2 separate regions of the Homo sapiens genome follow, and region 2 is linked to region 1. Evidence: chromatin loops called from intact Hi-C (ENCODE). Cell type or tissue: pancreas. All regions are shown on one strand. Region 1 overlaps ACE2 (angiotensin converting enzyme 2). Region 2 overlaps CLTRN (collectrin, amino acid transport regulator).

Evidence for each region. Peaks named below come from ENCODE experiments on the same cell type or tissue, not always from the same donor. Only the 100,000 strongest peaks of a DNase experiment are listed, where the experiment ranks them.
Region 2: it touches region 1 in a loop (2.4-fold over the local background); 10 of 110 quality-filtered maps call a loop at or near these places.

The regions. Positions count from the first base shown.
Region 1 is chrX:15,573,588-15,576,087 of GRCh38, forward strand. It overlaps ACE2 (angiotensin converting enzyme 2), which reads right to left. Exons shown (of 18, transcript NM_001371415.1): 10 at 2,079-2,223. Among named protein-coding and RNA genes, the nearest start is that of ACE2, 26 kb to the right of the region's middle. In pancreas, no CTCF peak of the experiment used is centred here; no DNase peak of the experiment used is centred here; H3K27me3 peaks cover 743 bases.
Region 2 is chrX:15,645,120-15,647,619 of GRCh38, forward strand. All of the region lies in intron 3 of CLTRN (collectrin, amino acid transport regulator), which reads right to left. Among named protein-coding and RNA genes, the nearest start is that of CLTRN, 18 kb to the right of the region's middle. In pancreas, no CTCF peak of the experiment used is centred here; a DNase peak (open chromatin) is centred at 1,162; H3K27me3 peaks cover 475 bases.

The DNA of each region.
Region 1 (2,500 bases):
GTCTCACTCCGTCACCCAGGCTGTAGTGCAGTGGCACGATCTTGGCTCACTGCAACCTCCGCCTCCCAGGTTCAAGCGATTCTCCCATCTCAGCCTCCCAAGTAGCTTGGTTTATAGGTGTGCACCACCACATCTAACTAATTTGTGTATTTTTAATAGAGACAGGGTTTCACCATGTTGGCCAGGCTGGTCTCGAACTCCTGGCCTCAAGTGATCTGCCCACCTCGGCCTCCCAAAATGCTGGAATTACAGGTGCCACCGTGTCCAGCCAATCAATGGTATTTACATTAGAAATGGTTGTTGGGTGAAATAGAAACAATGTAAAAAAAAATCACCTACAAAAATAAAAAATAAATAAAAATTTTTAAAAAATCAGACAGTAAAGCTCATTATGTAGTTATCTCTTAGTTTTAATTAATTCAGCCAGAATATACCCTTGGAAAATAGCTATGTCTTCAAAAGACTAATTTAATAACATTCATAAAGTGCATTGCATGGCCAAAAATGTACAGTGAAAGCCCTAATAATTCCTCTCAGGCACCACACTTCATGTACTCCTGGCAGAGAGAATTTAATAAAATTGAAATCTTACTTATTCTCCACGCCTACCTAGCTCAAGTGTTCCCTCCTCTGTGAAGCCTGGCCCTGATCCCATCCACCTTCTGGCAGAATTAACCCCTCAATCTCCTTTAGCCTTCTCTAGTTGTGCCTCCTTTGCCATTTATCTCCCCGTTTTGTAGTTATTCAACTATAGTAACTTCCTGCCCTAGAGACTTGAGCTCCTAGAGGGTGGGGCTGTGTCTTGGTCTTCTCTCTAATTCCAGTGTCAAACATGGTGCCTGACACTACAGAAAGAATTAATTTATATTTACTGAACAAAGGAACAATTGATGCATTAATGAATCACTCTAAGGATCTGATTCCATGTGCCTTTAAAATAAGCTAAGAGGGGTCAAAAGATTAATCCAACCAGAAAAAAAGGTAGCAAAATCATGTATTTGGCTTTGATTAAATGGAATACATTTTTCCTTTAAAATTGCAGGATCATTGTAGACATAACTTCAGTAATATTTAAACACTGGCAACAGTTCTTATAGGTGCTGCGTCTTTCCTCCCAAGTACGATTTATGTTAACAGAGAGAATCTTGACAGAAGAAGTGTACTGTTTTAAACCTGTGCATGTGGAACTGCTTGTTACACATGAGTTCTTCACTTCAAAAAGAAAATATAAGAAAAATAAAGAAAGAAATAATTGACCAGGGTCTATGATGGTAAAAAGAAGATAGATTTCTTTCTTGTTTCCATTCTCTCCCTCCCTCTCTCCTTTCTTTTTTTCCTTCTTTTTCTTTTTCTCTTATAATTCCTTCCTCCAAAAACCTATTTATTTCATACTTGCATGTGACAGGCACAGTGTGAGGCACTTGTGACACAGCAATAAGTAACGTAGTGCTGCAACCATGGAAATGGTCACTGTTGCCCAAATGTGTCAGGTTCTCTCTAGCTTGGAATTCTCTGTGTTCCCCTCTACACCCACACCTTTCTCAGGGCTTAAATGCCTCTCCTCATCTGACACCCCCAGTTGGGCTTTGGATCTCCCCTGGACGCTAACGGACCCTGTACCCTCCCATCACAACACTACAAATTGCAGTGGTTTAATTTTCCACATCCTGCCATAAACTAAACGTTTTTTGGGGTTGAGGACCATACCTGAAATTATTAACATTGGATCCCCAGTGCTTTGCCTAAAATGTGGGGTCACCGTTTTGTTTAAAAGGCTGGATAAAAGAATATGTAAAATGAATAAATTGATCACTTTCAACATAATATCATAGTTTAATGAGTAAGCCAATACTTAAGAATATAGAGTATGAAGTAGTGTCACCTGACCCAAGGAAATTTTATCTGAGGAGATGGTATCCAAATGGAGACTAAAATATAAAATATAACAAACTAAAAATACAAAAAGTAGTTAGTTAATGTGTGCCTCTGTGTGTGTGTGTACACGCCAGTCAAATGCTTTTAAATACACAGCAAACTCATTAGAAAACATTTTACTGATTGCATATTCATTGACTTACTTCATCTCCCACCACTTTTTCATCCACTGGTCTTTGGGAATTTCCCCTTTAAAGACCATCCACCTCCACTTCTCTAACATGTAAGTAAATGGCAGAGTCCCAACAATCGTGAGTGCTTGTTTGAGCAGGAAGTTTATTTCTGTTTCTGAAAGTAAAATAGAAAAGGATAAATATTACGATGAAGATGACAGTGGATGTTTTGTGTTAAAGAGAATTTTCCTAACCTCAAAATATTATTCCTCAAGATGTACTTACTATAAGGATACATGAGAAAAATTGACAGTATTCATAATGATATGTATATATTTATTTTCTCAGCTAAGGGATTTGGAGTAGGTTGAAGCCCTGGAACAGAACAGGTAAATAAAACCCAAAGTTACTTCTAATCCTCATTTTCTTCATTAGTTTCAGTTTCCTCCCTT
Region 2 (2,500 bases), 72 kb after region 1:
GACATCTTAGCTATGTTTAAAAAGTCATTTCTACCATTATGAAGAATGAGCTCAGTAAGAAGAAAATTATATAGGAAATTCCCATTGTTTCAAAATCATATACTTGGGGATCATTCCTTATAGGGAATAACAGGGAATCTGCCAAAAAATAATAATAGTCAGTGGAGAGCATTAGGGATCTCATTCTCCATCACCGGTTGGTGACAGCCCCCGTTTCCCCAATGCTTGGCCCTCTCTGAACCACAGAAACCTTTGGTATTTTCTCATTCAACTCTTTTTAGTGCCCTGCCCATTCAGTCTTCCACCTCTCAGATCCAGAGAGGATCTGCTGCCCCCTCATGATTCAATACTTGCTCTGTCTGCATCTACTGTCTCTCTTCCACCCCAGCATCAGGGCCAAGACAAAAGGCACCTTCTGTGTGTACTTTTGAAGAAAAAGTTCTCAAAAACAAGTTTCTTTTACATCGCCTTGAACAAACCTCCAACTTAAACACTATAATCAATTCACCAGCAGTCTTTGAACTCTTTGTTTTGCAGTTACAGACTTTTCAACTGCAAATTGGAAATGTGACTCACTCTCCTCTGTATTACAAGTGAAAGGGGAGAAATGAAAATAGTGTTCAGAGAGAGACAATCTATACATGGATGTACTCAGGATGGAAATTATAGGAAAGTCCACATAAAATCAACATTGCCAATGCTAAAACAAAACCTGATGGCTTTCCCAGTTTACTTAAGAGCAAAATTGCAAAAAGCAACATTAACATCCATCCTAGAAGAATCTGATATGAGTAAAGGATTTGTTTAGAGCATCCAAGTGTATTGTGATCATTTTCACACTGATCAAAGAGAGCACCCTTCTGTCAACAGGTATCTGCAGTTTTCAGGACCTGGCAGAAATTCTTCTATGTTCTGTTTTTAAAGGTCAGGTACAAAAGTAGAGGCAGCTGCCAGGCCCCTCTGCCCAGAGCTGAGTGTCTGGGACCATGAGTGGGAAGGACTGAGGCTTGAGCCTCCTTGGTCCGCCAGACAGCATGGGGCGCCACTTGCCCCTTCTGCAGCTGCGCGCCGCAAAGCTCTGGCCTGGCCGTGGCCTCCTGCCCCATGCAACACTTGGTGGCCAGACCGTACCCGGCACATGGCGCCTCGTGCACTTTCTGACATTTTGATACCAAAGGTCGCTGGTCACTGAGCCCGGACACTATCTCTGGCCCTGACCGCAGATTTCGGAAACTTCTGGCAGCCCAGTGTCTACTGGAAGGCCCAACCCACTGCCCTGCTCTCATGGGCAGCTACCTGAGCGGCTTCCTGGGCTGGCTCTGGGCCAGAAAACCGCGCACCCACCCCCCCGCCCGACCCCCGCGCCAGAAGCACTGGGCCCTACTGTCCAGGCCCTTCCTCAGCTCCCAGGTCCAGGAGAACTGCAAGGTCACCTACTTCCACGGGAAGCGCTGGGTCTGCATCCAGCCCCTCCCCACCGCTCCTCCCAGCTGGGACTACGCCCGCATCCGCATCCGGAGAGAGATGGTGCCCGCCCGCATCCGCGTCCTGAGAGAGATGGTTCCCGAGGCCTGGAGGTGCTTTCCCAACAGGCTGCCGCTGCTGAGCAACATCAGGCCTGATTTCTCTGAGGCTCGCCTGGCCTACATGAAGCGGTGGCTTTGGACCGCCGCCACCCCCCCACCAGCCTGTCCGCAGCCTGGTAACCATGAAAATCGCCCCGCCCGAGCGCAGAGGGAGCCCGATGCCCAGGCCATCTGCCTTCGGGTCTGTGATGAGAAACGGAGTGGCCCATTCCTTTCTGCCCGGGTCTAGGCCGCTGAGCAGAGCCCCTACTCCCGGGCAGCGTTGTCTCAATCCTTCCTGGCGGCCGCCTGCCCTGCTGAGGATATGTGGCCGCCAGGCGCCCGGTCGCCGCAGGAGCGCTAGGCCTGCGGGTAGCACTGCCCTGACGCCTCAGGCTTGCCTGCACCTGGAAGGAGCTTCGCCAGGTGGGCCATGAGCCTCTGAGCACACCCAGCCTGCTGCCCGGCTCCAAGAGTCAGGCCCCTGCCACCACCTCCTGAGCCTCCAGCCCTCAGCACCTTCACCCTACTGACCGCGGTTCTACCCCCACACCAGCCACCGGCCCCACCGGGGCACTTCCCACTGCTCCAGCCGACCACTCAGCGAGCCCCAGGCCCACCTCTCCTCTCCCTTAAAGCCCTTCCCTTGCCCTTGCCCATTCGCTCCTGCCTTCTCCCTGGGGACAGGAGGCATGCTTCTCCCCAGTTTCCGCAATAAAATATTTGTTGTTAATAATAATAGGTGTCTTTATTATCATAGAGATTGTCATATTCTTTCTTTCAAAGACGACACCATGGTTTCTCCAGCTTGGCACTACTACTTGGGCCAGATGGTTCTTTCTTGGTGGGGGGGGGAGGGGGGAGGGGAAGGGGGAGGGAGGAGCGGGAAGCTGTCTTGTGCATTGCAGGGCCTTAGCAACATCCCTGGCCTCTCA